Linked DNA regions of Homo sapiens: region 2 is linked to region 1. The links are chromatin loops, found by intact Hi-C in ENCODE. Cell type or tissue: HepG2. All regions are shown on one strand. Each heading gives the region's core, and the rest is flanking DNA. Links, peaks and the distances in the headings are about the cores only.

Region 1 (9,280 bases), core at 965-8,964:
CTCATCCCATACCTAGCCCCTTGTGCCTTTTTTCTATATAACTATTAACTCCTATTTTCACAACTTAGATATCTCCCAATACAATTTTAATATCTCCAAAGAAATATTTGTTAGTTGGATATTTGGAGGCACGAGTGTCACATGACCTGAAACTTTGTGGGTAGAAATTTTATTTTCAAATGTATTCAGATCAGTCTCTGATTAGCCAAGTTCAGACAGTCATAGGGAGATCATTCGAGAGTGAGACGCACATAAACAATCTCCCAGCCCACTATTTTATTTTCATCAAGCCAACATTTGTAGCTTAACCATCCATGAGGAAAGAACCCTGAGGAGTCATAGAAAGGAGCAGATTGAGCTCATGGAATTGCTGAATGGTGAAAAACTGATTTTCATTACTAATGAAGGCACAAAAACGCAGGGATTTAAAACTAATACCTGAGAGTTTTGAGATTTAGATTATATGTAGTAAAGGCTTAGAAGAGCCACGTAGAAGTCAACATTCCTAAAATGTATTCTCCTTCTTTTCTTTAGTTTTCCAATCTTATTTATTAGCCTTTAGTCTTTTCTCTTTTGTTCATTTTGAAACCTTGTTCCAAGTAATCACCATCCAGATAATTGCCAGTATAGCTCTTGCTCAAATATTTTCTCTCTTTAAACAGGTGGCTTGCCAACCAATTTGCTATAGACTTATTTATTTTTTCTTCTTTTATTTCCTTTTTCTTCCGTCTGCCTTACAGCTACAGAAACTTGAAAGGGTCACAGTTTATGCCCAATTTTTCCCTTCCATTTCCTTTTTACAAAATTTCATTTCTTTAAACTCATTCTACAGGACATTTCTGTCTTGAAAAATGAGACAGACTGTGTTAAGCACTGTCCATTACTACTGTATTCTTCTGTTTCACCGTTGTAAGATATACTGAATGCCATGTCCTATTGTGGATATGTCAAAACAAAGAGAGATAGCAGTTTAAGGCCTCTGTTCACTTCCTTTCTATTATATTTTGAAGTATTCCATATTTTGAAATAGTTTTCAATTCATGAAAGAAAATTAAAAACCTGTATCCTTTTTTCCCTTTCAGCAAAATAAGGCAGTCACTTTTCATTTAACCATCTTTGCTACAATATAAAACCTAAAAATAAGAACACTTTGTGTGTGTGTGTGTGTTGTGTGTGTGTGTTAAAGACCAAACAAACATGACACAATGCCTGCTATTATCTTGGGAAATTAGCTGTACAGCATTCACAGGCTTTCTTCCAAGTGCTCCAAATTCATTTATTTGGTTTTTGAATAGAAATTTGTCTGGCCGAACAACTGTATGAATCAGAGAGGATGTTTTTTCCCCTCAGAAATGACCCTTGACATCCCCAGTCCTGCTGTCTATCTATACATGTCTGTTTGTCTGTGTAGCCCTATAGAGACTGGCTTCATGAGACCCAAGTTTTTGTAACAAAGAAAACAATCTAGTTTTACCTTTGGAAGCTCACCAAGAACCATAAAGAAACCATGTATTCAGGCAAAATGCAGTTCGTTGGGAAAGGGTTTTAGGGAATGTTTTCAGCAAGGACAGTCTTATTAATAATGCGAATAGCAAGTTAGACGTCATGTCGTGATCCACAATAAATCAAGGGAAGGGGTTTAAACATGACCACTGGCAATGTACTTCAGGGTTATTATATGCACAGAATGAATCAGAGCAATGCTCATGGCTGCTTTCAAACTTCTCCTAGCTTTCGATGGGGGCTGATGTAATGAGCAAACCCAAAGACTTTTTAGATTTTCAGGATGAATGATAAAAAGAGTTTATAGAACAGGCAAAGTGATATATAAGGAGAAATCTGGCATAGGGTGGGCGTCTGCTGATGGGATAGGAAAGGGATAATTGGGAAACTCCTGAACATCTCAGATAGTGTAGTGGAATGTATGCTGATTCAAGCATCAAACAGGCAAGATTCTGATGCAGTCTAGCTGTACAGTTTTGGTCAAGTTTCTTAACATCTGTGAATCACAGTTTTCTCAACTGTAATATTAATATGAGGTAGAAATATCTGCTTTTTGTGCTGAATTAGATGTGAAAAGTAGAATAGAAAGGTGTGAAAGGGTTTGAGTTTGAGAAACTGTAAACATAAGAGTATCTGTTGGTTAGAATAAAGAACTCTGGAGGAAGACTAGGTTTGATGTGGGAATATTTTGGTACACCATCCATCTTGTAGTTGGATGATGTTGCATCATCCAACTAGAGATATGAAATCAGTAATTGAATATATAAGTCCCAAACTCAGAGGAGTGGTCAGAGCTGGGCATAAGTATTTAGAAGCCATTGTATTGGTGGTGACCGAAGCTATAGTATAGACGAATGCTCTTCGGAGGAGAATATAGAATGAGAAGAAAAGACCTTGAGTACTTTGACATTCAAAGGCTAGGTAAAAGAGGCTGAGCCAGAAGACAGACTGGCAAAGTTTGGCCAAGAAAATAGAGTAAACTCAGGAGAATGACATAAAATTCAAAGGAAGAGAAAACTTTAAGAAAAAGACTGTGCTCAACCCTATCTCAATCAATTTATTTCCATGTCTTCCATTAACACATATTAGAAGCTAACACCACTTATCACATGAGCTATTGCAGTAACCTCCTAAATTATATACTTATTACAATCAATTTCCCACAACATGGCCAATAACACTGCATTTTGAATTCCAAATTTCGTCATGTTATTTATCTGCCTAAAATGCTATAATGCCTCACATTTCTTACAGAACAAAAGTAAATCCTTAATAGGTTCTACCAGGCCCTGCAAGATATGGCCCCTGATCATTTCTACAGACCTGTCTTGCACTGCTATGTCCTCCCCGTGTCAGCCTGGGCCTCCTTCACTTTCTTAAGTGTTCTGTGCTCTCCTCTGCATACTGGCTTTTCACATGCACTTTCCTGGCCTAAAACGCTAGTCACTTCCCCCGCTGCTTTGATCTAGGATATCTTACTTACCCTTCAGAATTGCAGCAGAAAGTCATTTCTACAGGAGTCCTTCCCTGACCTCCAAATTACAAAGCTCCTTGGTTTTTGTTTTTGTTTTCTTTTTCTCTTAACTTTGTAGCCTTTTCTTCATGGAATATGGGTAACATCTGACTCTTAAGCTAGGCTCTAAAGTCCATTAGGACAAGGACATTGTATTATTAATGGCTGTATCCTCAGTTCCTAGCACGGCACATGGCAAATGCCAGGTTGTTAATAAGTAATTGTTGCACTAATGCTTAAAAGGATATTTCACATTCTATCTATATTTAAGCATTAAATATGTATTTATTAATGCTTAAATATAGATAGAATGTGAAATATCCTGTTAATCATTGATTTTTTTTCATCTACTGTTAGATGTTGGAAAAGCCTAGAAGATATGTGAAATATTTATTTTTAATGAGGTGCTAGGATGTTATAACTTATTGATACTAACTGAACACATGCACAGGGAAATGGCTATTTACATACACAAGGATTACTCTGACATTTTAAGTATTTCCAACATAATTTGTTGCAGACAAAATAAGGAGGTCAATAAAAGGTCTAATCAAATTTTCTTATTTCTTTTCTTTATTTTTTCTTCCTTTCTTCCTTCCTTTTCTTTCTTCCTTTTTTTTTTTTGGCAGAGAAGGATGGAGTACTGTATTTCCCATAATATAGGTGATATAGACCAGCTATTAATATTACCACTGTATTTTAATATTAAAATGAGGAGGATTTAGAAATATTCAGAGTATAGATGTTTAGGATGCTTATGTGTGTATTCATACATACATATATATATATATATATATACACACACACACATGGTTCAATAAATCATCTTGTTTCTTCTTAATTAATTGCTTTATTTCCTAGAGTAATGGGAAATGTTGAACACATAACTGAATCCTGTTGCAACAAGCTGATTTTCAGGGGTCACTAGTCCTGTTATGCAGGCAAGAACAGGCCTTGATTGGATCTGGCAGGCCATCTGTTATACCTCAGGTGTCCTAGAAGCCTCATTTCCTGTTTAGGTGAGTCAACAGATCTAACATATGTGCCAAACTTTTGAGAAATTAGCTTCCTTTAGAAACGACTAGAAGGACATAATTAGTGAATGCTCTACCGGAGAAAAATCACTGACACTAAAATAATATCTTGATTAAAACTTATTATTGATACTTGTTTCTTTCATCTCTTTGGTTGTCCTGTTTGTTTTGTTTTGTTTAAACACCTTAAATCCTAGTGGTATGAAGCAACAACAACTTTATTATACTCACAATTTGGGGATTTATGGATTTGGGCTGAGAACTAGCAAGAGCAGCATGTGTCTATTCCACAGTGGTTGGGGAATGAAGTGCTGGCATCTCTCTCTCCATCCAGTCTGTCCTCATGACTGACATGGGAACCTGTCAGGGAGGTAGGATTTCTTATAGGGCCCTGGCTTTCTCCTGTGAAATCCTTCCAAGAGACCAAAGGAGAAGCTTCAAAGCTTCTTATGACTTTGCAAGTCATATTGTGTCATTTCCACTTTCATATTATGGATACACAGGGGTATCCCATTTTCAATGTGGTAGGGTCTGAATACCAGGAGGTGTGATTTTAAAAGGGATCACTTTCGGGACTAGCCTCCACATCGGTATCTTTGAATTACTACTTTTCTCTCTGTGTGCCTTCCTGCATGTTAATCCTTACACTTTGCTTGAGATACAAGGAATAAAGCAATTACTACTGTGATTTCCACTATTAAAAGAATGAATGGATTCAAGGTGCTTCTTTGGAGAAAGCCATAACAATACTGAAAAACTTGGAAATAAAACCAATTACTTATATATCCTTATCTGCTCTCCCGAGAGCTAGATAATCTTTTCCTTTTGATTTAAATATTATATAGTCTAAGGAGAAACATTAATATTTTACATACTACAGTGTTACTACCAAGTTTAGAATTGTTACCAGGCTGAGAAAACCGTGATAATAGAATTCGGAAATGATACTGTATGCCTTGTAAACAATACCCTACTGTTGAACGTAACCAAGGGCAGCATATTTCCCCAAAATCTTTGTTCTTTCTTGTATTCCGAGTGAGCTTCGGAATACAAATAAACATTTTAATTTTTTTAATATTTTCTTACACGAAATAGTGCATGAACGAGACCAACAATTAGAAATAATGAATTTATTGTAACATCCCTTTCAGACGTACAAATGAGGAATTTTATTGGTTATAAATTTTATATAGAACATCTTAGAAAAAAGTAGAGGTCTAGCTTTCTTTCACTGGTCACAGTTTTTGCCTTTTTCTTCCCCTGAAACATTATAACAAATTTAAACTTAGGCTGTGTTTGCACAACATAAAGTCTATGCTTATAATGCAAAACATAAGAGTTGCCGTGGTAATTTCTTCACTGTGTGTACCAAACCAAAACAGATATATCAGGCCTCACTGTGTAGATTTACTCTTAACAGAGCTCAACAAGTATTTGTTGAGTGCTTACTATGTGTCAGGAACAATACCAAGGCCTGGAAATATTTAGATAAATATGACATAATCCCTACCATCAAACAACTTACATTCCAGGACAGACAGTCATGTAGACAAATAAATACAATATGCTGTGTTAGGTACTCAACACATGCCATAGCGAACAAGACAAAGGAGTCATTTTTTTTTTTAGCTGATTGTAGGAGGTGAGGAGGAGTTACAGAAAGGAGGAAACATTTTGGCCTGCATTTTATCCCCAAAAGACATATACAAATGTATAAGCAACAGAAAAGTTGTTTTAGATTTAAACACAGTTAAGACTTTTTCTGATAGTAGGTTTTAAAATGCAACACTAGCTTCTATCCAAATTAGAACTCATAATATATCTAAAAGGAGTTGTGCCATCTCAGAGATAGAGGTGAAGTGAATGAGAAATGGGGCAATGATAGATCTTCTAACGCATTACATATCTTTCCGTATGCCAAAAAAATAAAAATTCAATAGTCAACATAAGAGCAAGGTCATAATATTCATGAACAGAGCAAACACACCTTGTTAAATATTATCCAGCTTTGATTCAAGAATGTCCATCTAGTACTGATTTAAATTTTCACTTTTATATGAAGGTTACTGGATACTTTGAAATTTCAAAAAAGCCTTACATAAGATTTTTGATTTATGTAAAATTTAGATGTTTCTGTTTCAAGGAAAAGAACATTCAGCTACTTAGTTATTTACAATGGAACCCATTTTCTTTCTTGCTGTTTATTTCTCTGTCTCTCTCTCTCTTTCTACAAAATTCTGTCACTCTGCTTTATACCAAGTCTGGATCTTTTTGTAGTCTTAAACACTTCTAAAATTTCCTGGACTATTCAATTTCTCATTATATAATTTTAGGAATGAGAAGACTTTTTTTTCTCCAGTATTTCCAGGCAACATCATAAATTTTCTTTTGAGTGAATAGGATTCAATCTCATGCTTATCCTTGACCTAATTAAGATGGCCAGAGGAAGGGAATGTCTAATTGGCTTAGCATAAGTCTAATCTGCCACTGCAGGATTTGGTGGAAATTTATCTTCCCAAAATGGAAATCAGGGTTATTTAAAAAGAATGTGGGGAATGAGTCTGAGGAGGCAATCAATAATCATCCACTATACATACATATATATAAAATATATATTTATATGTAAAATATATATTTTATATATATATAAAGTTTGATAATTTGAAAGGCTTGAACTTTTTTGATTCTTGGTGCTAATGCAGATAACAAATCAAAAACTAAAGGTTACATCTTTTGTGGGTTGTTGTCCCAATGCAATAGTGATGTAACTGATGGAAAGATATGAACACTCACAGCCAAAAGATACACAGTCACTAACATTGAGAAAGGATTAACAACAACAAAATCTCACTGAGACAGCTGTACAGAGCTGAAAACATGGTAACTTCTGGTAGATTGGAAACATTCCTTTGCTTTAGGTCTCAGCAAGCTGCTACCTCTGCCAATAGGACTACCTGATGGGGTTGAAGACACCATCAGAACCTTCAAAAACTTCCCTTTCCCCTTTTCACAGGGATTTATATATTCTGTTGTCCCCTTTCAAATAATCAGGAAACTGACTATCGACTACTTGCTCACTGAATGTTTACTGGAGATACGTGAAAGGACAATTTTCCCTCATTTCAAAGTGACTAAAACTCCAGTGAGAATAAAAGTCTCAGGGTTCCCAATCAGAGGTGACACTTGGATCATTTTCCCACTGTACACTTTTTTTAAATTAAAAACCTGAGTTTTAGCCCTGCCTGAAACCTATTTCTGCATCACTGTTATTTAGAAACATGCATATTGTTGTCCTTATTTTTGGCACATTTGATTTTTTTTTTTTTTTTTTTTTTTTTTTTTTTTAGTAGAGACAGGGTTTCATTATGTTGGCCAGGTTGGTCTTGAACTCCTGACCTCAGGTGATCCGCCCCCCTCAGCCTCCCAAAATGCTGGGATTACAGGTGTGAGCCTCTCAGTCCTGTGTGTGTTTTTATTATTTTTATTATTTTTTATTTTTTGAGATGGAGTCCCGCTCTGTTGCCCAGGCTGGAGTGCAGTGGCTCAATCTTGGCTCACTGCAACCTCCACCTCCTGGGTTCAAGCGATTCTCCTGCCTCAGCCTCCCGAGTAGCTGGGATTACAGGTGTGTGCCACCACATCTGGGGCACATGTTAAAATATAAAATGGATGATAAATATTAACTTATCTTTGCCCTCTGATAAATATTAACTTATCTTTGCCCCCTTTGGAGTCATTAACAGATTGTAAATGATACAACTGTGTATTTTTATATTTTGAGGATTGTAATTTTAACAATAACTCCAAAAAGTAATCGTAGAACATTGGAGTTAAATATATATTTAAAATTACCTGAAATTTGACCACCTAAACATAATCATTATGACATTGTTTTAGGACCATAGTACATATATAGGGCTTAGCACTCAGTAAATGCTCAATAATTTTTTTTTGTATTTGAATGCTGAGTGAACACAAATAGTATATGTAATCACTTATAAAAATATGTTGATATTCATCTTTGAACTTGCACAGATTAGTTCTTTTATAAACATTTCCTTTATCAAGCTTGATTAAAATGTAAAACAAACCAAACAAGATGTGCACTGCAATATTTTACAAATTGTTATCCTCTGATGGGAATTCACACTTTCTCATTCTATTTGTATGATGCCATTTTAATTACATGTCACTGCCTAAGCAATGGGTGCGTGAGTGATTAAGCCTACAGGAACACTTGGCAGTGATGGGGGGAGGGCAGAAGGAGATTCTCAATTTATTATGACTCACTCAGGCATTAAACATGACATTCCTGGACAAGGACTATATTATCGTCAACTTGTCACAAGCACTAATTCCTGATCTATCACAGGAGTTTTCTTGACAAGCCACTTGGGAAAAAAATAACTCTATTCAGAAGGTCAACAGTTTAATTTAGAGAAAGGTGAAGCAATGGAGAGTGGTTCATGCTGAAAAGTCCGACCTGGCTCTTGAATCTTGTGATACAGAGAATATCTAATGGTAGAAAAGAGGGAGTAAGAAAAATTCAGAAACATCCTCGGTATAAATAAGCATCCATCATTTGGGTGTACCTTAAGCTATGTTCTGGAAGTTTTCAGGGGAACACTTTATTTTTCAATGCTATTTGGTAAGCTATTGCAACCTTCCCAATACATTAAGAAAGTAGTATATTTTTTCTTTTTTTTTTTCCTGGGCAAAAGTTTATATGTGTTTTCCTTATATGGGCAATACCCTTGGAATTAATTTTCTTATTTTTCATAGTGAATCTAACGTATTTAAGCTAAAATGAAATTAGTAGAGAGTAAAGGAAAAAAACCCTCTTAAAGTCATTAGCTTTTTGTGAATAACAAAAAGGAAGGTCCATGTAGGGTGCCATGAAGTACTTGCTAAGAGAAGGATAAACCATCATATATGCAAAGAAATATGTCTGTAAGTCTCATGTTGTGGACTGAATGGAGGGGAAAAAAGAAAGGGAAATATAGTGAAAGATAGTCAAAGGACTGTCTTTCACACAGACACTTAACATAGTGAAAGAAAGGAATACGTATGAATGTGTGAGAAAAATATATGGGTCTAAACTGAGCTCTACTATTTACCAGCTTTGTAACTCAGGACATCTTTGTATTTAATTTCCCTTAACCATAATATGTGGTTAGTAATAGTGACTGCCACATAGTTATTTTAGGGATCCAATGAGTTAATATATTTA
Region 2 (9,280 bases), core at 317-8,316, 100 kb after region 1:
ACTATATGTAGGGGTATTATTTTCTCTTTTATTCCTATGTAATTTAGCCTTTAGAATATTAAGCATATTTTAGATTTTTTTAATTTTTATTTTTATTTTAAGTTCTAGGGTACATGTGCAGGATGTTCTATTTTTAATTGTTCTGTGAATTTCATTTTTCTAAACTTTTAGAGGAAAGTGTAGTTCATGCTAACTTTTGCAACTTCAAAGAAGTCTGTCTTTTTTCATTTCATATACTGTTCAAAAGTAGCTTGCTCTCTGAATTTTCTGGCTCTATTCCCATTCCTCATCTTTATATGAACCTCTCCTTCCTTTTGTCTATTGTCCCTGTCTTGATCAATTTTATTTCATGCCCAACAGTTTCCTCTTGGTTTGGGCCCCTGTCTGGGAAGGATTTTAGGAGTTTAAAGGAGTTACACTGCTCCAGGCCTTTCAAACTTAACCATAAGATATTTACCTAACGCTTACTAGATTTGGGGCTGGAGAAAGGCTACCATTCTTCTTCTGTTGTGTATTGTGTTTCAGTTATTCAACCTGTGGCTGTTGGGGAGTTCTTCTATTTCCACTTCTGTCAGATGTTCCATTGTGTTCTCAGATTCCTCCTACACATATAATGAAACTGTACTGGTCTTGGAGTAGTGGTGGTATTTGTCCCCCACTTGCTTATATTTTAGGATTCATTATTATACTTTATGGCCAACTTTTGTTGTAGATGTTGTCTACTAATTTTTGGTATCTGGTTTCTCTCTCTGTTGTTTTGTTTTATTATTGTTTGTTTTCTGTGGATTATGAAACATTAAATAACTATGCCGTCATTGACTCATTCCATAATCCAGTTGTTAATTTTTGATGTAGGGGCAAGAATAGCATTTTCAAATTACTAGGTAAAAGAGTTGAATAAGTTGTAGACACAATTATAGACAATTGTAGCTATAAAGTTAATAATCTCACAATATAAGAAAAAATACAATCATGTTTTATCAGAATTTTGATTAATTTTGAACTTTGCAGAATTTTTTATTTTATCTTTTGCTTATAATTAATCTAATAATTCATCAGATTTCATCATATCATGTATTTGTTTAGTATTCTCCATGGCCAGTCTTAACAAAACTAAACTAATTCTACTTTGTAATGAGTTAATTTTTTCAACATTAGCCATTTCTGATTTAGAATTTAGCATAAATAATTCTCTTTCTTTTTGTTACATGAAACTACATTTTTGCTCTTTACTAAAATTTATTTAAAATTTTATTTTCAATACTTCTAAAGTAAAACATTTAAGCTAGATTATTTACTTCCTTAACATCCTTTATTTATTAAATGAAGCTAAAATTCTGCAGTTCTCAACATTTCTTCCCAAATACCACATATGAAGAATAAAATTCCCATGAAAGATACAGTCCTTCTCTAGATGGTGTTTGAGATGTGAGAGTAATGTTATTTATGGGAATAACCTTGACCAGACTGTAATTCATAAAAAGTGAATCATTCCCACACTGCAGTACTTTAAATATTGTTTATAACAAATTACCTGTAACACATCCTCATGACTGATTACAATACACCAATTTGTCACTGCTCTGTAGCCAAAAAAACAGTGGATTACAACAAGTTGACCTTTTCAATGGCTTTTCTAAAGGATTTGTGCAAATCTTACATTTTAAAGGAAGCTCCTTCTCTGTGTTGTAAAATGTCATCATAATTTGTCTTCACTGCTGTAGGTATATTTATTTACTCAGGGGAATTACCTTGCCTCAGGAAGAAGATATTTGTTCCTGGCATTCCTTAATTTCACCAGAGAATATACTTTTACAGAACCATTATTTACTTCATAAACATAAACTTATTAACACACAATTCTCCTCTGGTACCAGAGCAGTCACATATAACTGATGGAGCTACGAGGATCTGTTGTCTGAGAAATAATGATATTATAACTAGTTGATATTTTCAGATACTCGTGTTCCCTGACCTCTCTTGATCTTTTAAAAATGCATTGAGATATGTTTAGGACCTCACTCTATCCATTATTTATTCATTGAAAGGTATAGTTCTAAGGCAAAATTAATTTTAGAAGAAATTTGAAATGGAGAAAGTCTTATTTCCTGGCTGCCACAGAGCTTGCCATGGGGCAAGGAGAGAATCTATCTGAATGTAGCCTTTTAAAAAATTTACTAATTACATGGCCTCAGCTGTCAAAAATGTCATTTTCATTTGTGAGAAACTATTTTTCTTTTGTGGATGATTACCTGTTCATTCTCTATTAGGGCGCTTTTCTTCATATGTGATCAAGTGTCTTCTTTACATTTCTTTATAAAACAGTGTACCTCCCCAAGTAGGCTTTTGTAAGTACATACAACATAGCTACACGGAAATAGAAAAATGTCTGTTATGTTATATAATGAAAACATTGCTATTATAATTATTTGGATTTTATATTAGAAATAGCTGCCTGTTTTTTTAAGCTAATGAAGAAAATAAAGACATGCAAGACCAAATCCCCAGGTAATAATGAAGCTTCATTTTATCTATAGCAGTGATTTTTTTTTTTTTTTTTTTTTTTTTACCAAGCCTATAATGGAACTTCCAGTCAGCAGTCATATTAAGTTTATCATCAATTTTTATTGAATGTTTGATGATGGGGTAGAGCAGGTAAAAATAACGCAGCATGTAATGCTCTAAAAAATAAAAACAAATTATCTTGAATTATAAAATTAAGATTTATTTCCCAAATAATTTTTCACATTTAAAAAAATTGAATTTAATTGTCAATCACCTTGACCCCATGATCCATGGTTCCAGCTTGCAAACTACAGAAATAACTTTGGCTGTATTTACTAAAAAATGAATTTATCAAAAGGATATTAGGTAGCTCAAATAATTGCTAAGATTTAAGAAACTGTAACAGCCTGATTATGTCCAAAACTATACTGCAGATCTCGTTCAATAAGGGCATCCCTTGACTCTCAGGACCAGGCACCCAAACTTCCAAGTACTTCCACCACCACATTGGACCCTGGGTGCTCTGACAGCAGAGTAACCAGTGCTTCCTTTGTAAACTTCTTTCTGCTTTCACCTCCCTGAACTCTAGGAAGTATTCATCATTTTTCCTAATTCATATATAGGGTGGGCATTTGGATCTGATTGGTAAGATCTGGGTCATACATGCATATGCAATTTGTGAAAGATACTGGGAAAGTGAGTATTTGGAAATTTTCATCTCTACCGTTGATATAAGCTTTATCCCCTATGCAGAGTTATCAAGTCCCCAAAATATAGACAGGAGCTTCAGATACTGGTTTACCTACAAAGAAAAAATCTCCCCTACAAAATTTATCATGTTTTCTGCCAGATGATTATTTTAAACAGTATTTGTTTTCTTTTTCTGTCTGTTTTCCTGGTTTGGATTCCGCAAATACTAATGAAACTGAACGAGAGCTTGGTTAGCATTCAAAATCTAAAAAATGTCCAAGTAATTTTCTTTAGTATTTCAAACTATTTCTTTGTGTATATTTGTGTCTCCGTGTGTGTAGTCAAAAGAGAAAAGTGTAGTAATTTTCAGAAGTTGAATTCCTTAGACTCTCTTTTGACTTCTTTTTAGAACTATAAGAAGCTCTGCCCTAGTGACAGTTGTCTAGTCATAAAGTAATTACATTGATTCTGACAGATTAATCATCAATCAACGTACCTTTAACAATTGTGAAGAAAATGCATTAACTTTTTCAAGTTTCTATCCTGAGCTTGGCCTGAGGGCTCAAGTGATTTAGTACCTTATTTGATTTTCTTTTTCTAAAGTTAAAAAACACAAAATATCTTTGATTTTTGCCTTTTATATTCTCTATGTTGCTTCCTGGACTCTGATTTCTGACAAAATGTCAAACAACTGAGGAGGAAGGCTTATTAAATGTTGCCTTTAATGCCCTGCCACCTGGAGGTGATTCTGGTTCTGGTTCAAATCCAGACTTCTGCCAGGATTTGGAAAAGCTGCTATTTGGCCTTGGGTCATACTCAAGCTGTGTATACTCAAAAACCTCAGAAAGTTTTGAAAATGGAATATAGGGTTCAATCAGTAATAAAGGCCTTCAGTATGTTTCACTGTTGTCTGAGAAAACTGACTGTAACCATCTTAGTTCACTACCAAATATTTTAATCTAAAAGACACTTACAAACAGAAATGTGTTTATTTATCCATAAAATATATTCATAAGAATGTTCATAAGAACACCATTCCTAATGTCCAGAACTGGAGAAAACCCAGGAGTCCATCAACAGGGTAATGGATAAATAAATTATGTCATAGTTAATAAAACAAAACACTAAATAGCAATGAGAATGAATGAATGACTGCTATAACAGGAATGTAGAATAATAATAAAAAAATTTTATTAAGAGAAAGAGGTGAGGCATAAATAATATTATTTTTTGATAGGCAAAACCATCTATTACTAATAGAATTAATGATATTGGTTATTATTACATGAGGAATAGTGATTGGAAGTAAATACAAGGGAGATTTAGTTACCTGTAATGTTATATTTTTTGATGCAGGTGCTATTTTCATGGGTATGCTCACTTAGTACAAAGTGTTTGAGTTGAACTCATAATTTTGTACTCTTTTAGTTGTATGCTATACTTCAGTAAAAGTTAAATATATAATTCATTAAACTCTAAATCATTCATATTGATAAATTTGAATATTGTTTTTACTCTAAAGATGTGTTACTACTTCCTAAATCAGAGTAACTTAAAAGTTTCTGTTTTTTTTTTAAGAGACTGAATATCGATTTTGATTGCCCTGACTGAGCACCACTCCCATGCTCTATTTATGAGAAATTCACTTAGCTCTCTTACTGGATAGGTATCTAGTAATGAACTGTAAGTAAATCACCTGTGAATGGCATTATTTTAAAATGAAATAATGTACCACAAACAGTTTTATTTGGATCTCATAGAAGAATGAAAGACATGCTGTTTGAGAAATAGTTAATACTATGATAATGCAAATGTGTATGTCTCCTGCACTAGCTCTTAATTCAAATTTTCTATGTTTACTCATGTAAATGCCTAATATTGTCATCAGCCTACTTAACTAGCCCTTGCTTATATTTTATTTGAATACAAAGAAATACTGAACTCCTAATATGTGTGTTGTTACAACATTCAGCATCTCTCCAATTATATTCCTTTCATAACTCACTGCACTATATTAACTGCTAGTCTTTTAAGCTGGAACATAAACTCCATACGGGACTATGCAATGCCTATCTTGCCCATTCTTTCATCTCCAATATCATTCCTACTGAATGACACATATTAGACGCTTAAATAATATTTGTAGGTGAATGAATATATCAATCCAACTAGAATGTTTGTGCAGGAACATCTTCCTGGCTTTTCTTAAAAAATGTATATGTTCTTCTAAATTCCAAATCTTGATAACAAACAGTTGACAAATTGAGAAAATAAGAAAAATTATCAGTAATTCTCGTGTGAGAACTAAGGCATAAGTATAAATGTAGAGACTTTACTGAATTGAAGGAATTAGCTAATAGCAAGTGAATAGCAAGAGCAGAAAATACTGACATCCATTGAAAATGAAGGTCAAGATTTCCAGGAACTGGAACAGAAACATATAGGGAAGGATCTGTCATGGTCTAAGTTACTTGTAGCTGCTACTATGGTATAAGTGTAAATTTGTGAGATTCTCTGTTGATAATGGTAAGTCATTCTTGCAAAGTGTACACTCATGTCTGTCGCTATCTATAATACATATACACATATATATTGCACTTGTACTAATCATATGAGTGGTATTCTAAGAAATAATAAGTTTAGGATCCTAAATAAGTACTTAAATTGGCAATTTCGGCACATTATTTTGTATCTTGCTGTTTGTTGCTTTGCTAGGAGATCAGAACTTTATGTTATTCAAAGACGGAATGGTCACTGATATTTTCCTGTATTTGAATTTTTGCTATAGGTTATAATTGTTAGTAAATACAATTAAATCCCACTAAAATAGTAAGAAATACTACTACTATAAATAGTACTAACATACTAGGTACTATTGTTCTATTTATAAATACCGCAAAATGCAGAAAAATTCAAGATTTCAGGAGTTCCTAAGAATTCATGGGAATTCCCATTTTGTTCTTAAATCCTGAAAATTAATATCTGTTGGATGTTTGGAAACAGCAAATTCAACTAGGTACTTGATCTTAGATGCTTTATCTACTGGAAAAAAACTATATTTATAAAATATAAATTATCTACAAAACAAGATATACTAAGTATATCTGGAGGTAGAAACTTGACTAAAGTTAGTAGAGGAAGATTTGAGAAGAAAGGAAGTTTCCTGGAGAAAGAGATGGTGACGGCCATACGGAAGAAGAGGTATTTGGGATTTCAAGTCTGAGTTGCACTGAAATAAATGGGCAAGGGAAAATAAGGGGAAAACTTTTAGACAAGAAGAATGGAATAATTAATGTATATAGGAAAGCAATTTTTATAGCTATATCATAGAACATTCTTTTTCAAAGAACGAGAGTTTATATTATGTGAAAATAAACTTTGAAGACCTTAATAAAATAGGTGAAAGTGAATTGTGATAGTACTCAAATAGTTGTACATAGACAGTGTCAAATAAGTTAAAATTTACCATAATGGCTTGCATAAATTTATATACTTGCTGCCTTCGCATGCATTTTAGTCTAGCCATAAGCTATTTGAAATAGAGTTATATCCCATTACTTTGGCCATGTTAAAACTTCTCCATCCTGGGTGGTTTTTGATATAGCCCACTCAACTCACTGACCCAAAACCCAACACACCTCACAGCTACTGACCACAATATAGCCTAGTGTTTAACATGGGAGCCATGTAAAAAAGTAATTACCCCCCTGCCACACATCTTTTAAACTAGCCAGTCTACAACCCGCTTCAGAAAGCCTTAGGGATAATGCCCATGTACCCACAGGTTGTCTGTATCTCACTCTCCACCCACTGGCTGAGCTCCTTGCTGCTTCCAAACTTTCTGTCAGCCTCCAGTCTGCACCTGTAACCTCTCTGGACCTGTGAGTAATAAATATCTTTTGTTTCATCCATTTTGATTTCCTTTGCTCATTGTGTCACACATGATACACACACCTAAATTTAAATTTCCCCTAGGTCATGGTTATCCTAGAAAGTGGCTATTTTGGAAAAGAGAGACCTCAATCCAAATTAGAACGAAAGAAATGACACAGATACTGAAGTTTTGATCAAGGTGTGGGAAAGTTATGTGTGTAAGGCATCAATGAGAACTGTGTGAATGAGACCAATATTGACATTAATTTAAAAGTAGTTTATATTCCGGTTTTGAATACACTATTGAAGCATAACTAATGTCATTATCTAAAATTAAAAACTCTTTAACAAAAGATGAAATGTACAATATAATATATGCTATTATTTAAAATGCAAAGATACTCAGGTTAGACTGATTCAAAAGTAATGTGAACATATCTGACATTGAGTTCATTCATTTATTTATTCATTCATATGTCCACCAAATATTTAATCATTCCATTATTTCCCACATACTACACACAGTTGAATCACTTTTGAACTATTTAGGAGTCCCTAAATAGAATCCCCACAGTGAGAGAATGTTTAGAATTTTTCAGGGGTAATGTTGAGGCCAGTATTGCTAGGATAGTGCATGGCTGGGAGGTGATAGGAAGAGAGAAGGGTGGGGTGGTGGATACAGTGCTTGCAGGTTGAGTAGAGCTTTGGAGGCCTTTGGAAGACCTTTGGTTTTTACTCTCAGTGAGATAGGTGCCTCTGAAGACTGTTAAAGAAAAAGGTGACATAATCCTTGTTTTTAAAAGACTAAAACTAAATTGAGAATAGACTGGGGACAAGCTAAAAAGCTTTTGCAACTAATTCAAGAAAAAAATGGTAATGGCTTATTGTAGGGTGATGGTTGCAGTGGAAATTGTTGACAAATGCTCTGATCCTGGGCATTCTTCAGTAGAGCTCACCAGATTTCCAGACATATTAATTATAGGTCAGAAGAAAGGTGAGCATTTTAAGTATTTCCAAATTTTAAGGAGGATAAGGTTGTGATCATTGTCATTTTGGATATTCAGAATAAAGCAAATATTTAGGGGAAGATTTACAGTTTAATTTTAAAATGTAAGTTTGGGGTGCCTATTAAATTAAAAAAAGTTATATTTTACTTACCAAACCATGATACTCTGATTTCTTTAGCATTTGTGGTTGTTATGTTGAAAAATTTAGCAGTAAAAATTATTTAAAATTAGACGTGCTGTTTTCAAGAATCTCATGGCAGAAAAGTGGTATTTGGAAAGCTTATAAAGTCATTGTTCAATTGATTTTTAAGAATTTTCTTTTTGACAAATTGAGCATTTACAAAATATGATAGTACCCATATCTTCCTTTTTTAAAAACTAGTCCCAGATGTTTAGTGTAAAGTAATACTTGTGGGGTTCAGAAATAACTAATTATGTGGTAAAAATAAATATTAATCAAAAAATACATTTCTAATTTAGAAGCTTTTCTTCATTTTCTTATTGTCTTCAAGTCTTTCAACTTCTCTTTCCTCTTCCCTTTTTTCCTTCTTTATTTTCCTTTCCATGATATTTTATTTAACTGAATATTTACCATATTCTGAGTATCACAATAGGCATGTTAAAAGGTACGAAGGTAAATAAGTCCAAGTTGCTGTGTATTTAAATAATACAAGGTTTAGAGGATATAAAACATAGCCTTTGCTATGTATAACATAATGTTGAAGATGTTAAGTGGAATGAGAAAGATGCTGATAGAGTTTTAAAAAATCTTAAAATTATTCATTTTATTAATTTTAAAATTATTATATTTTTCTTATGTTCCATCTTTTACAAATGAACTTTATGTATTCCTTTTATATAAATATTATGTCATATTTTCTAATGATAGACCAGGATTTATCATCAAGTGAACTTATATGAATTAGTGATAAGAACTAAAATTTGAACTAAATATTTTCTATGACTATGAGCATTCAAGAATAGAGAAAAAAATAAATCATAAGGGCAATTAAAATTTTTTTATTTATATAAATATTAGATACATATCATGCTTACTTAGTCTTGGAAGAATTATGTAGAAATATTCAAACTCATTTGAACAAATAACCCTTGGCAGTTATTTCACAAGGGCACCTGGAATTTCTGCTAAAAATCTTGTCTGATTGTCACATAAAACTTTTGTGCTTAGCTTTCAGTTTTATTTA

What was found. Hi-C counts contacts between places; a loop is a spot of excess contacts. Peaks named below come from ENCODE experiments on the same cell type or tissue, not always from the same donor. Only the 100,000 strongest peaks of a DNase experiment are listed, where the experiment ranks them.
Region 2: it touches region 1 in a loop (2.0-fold over the local background); 2 of 110 quality-filtered maps call a loop at or near these places.

What each region holds. Positions count from the first base shown.
Region 1 is chr3:94,611,500-94,620,779 of GRCh38, forward strand. No RefSeq gene overlaps it. Among named protein-coding and RNA genes, the nearest start is that of LINC00879, 320 kb to the right of the region's middle. In HepG2, for the core only: no CTCF peak of the experiment used is centred there; a DNase peak (open chromatin) is centred at 5,542.
Region 2 is chr3:94,712,889-94,722,168 of GRCh38, forward strand. No RefSeq gene overlaps it. Among named protein-coding and RNA genes, the nearest start is that of LINC00879, 220 kb to the right of the region's middle. In HepG2, for the core only: a CTCF peak has its summit at 3,946 (motif pointing left); no DNase peak of the experiment used is centred there.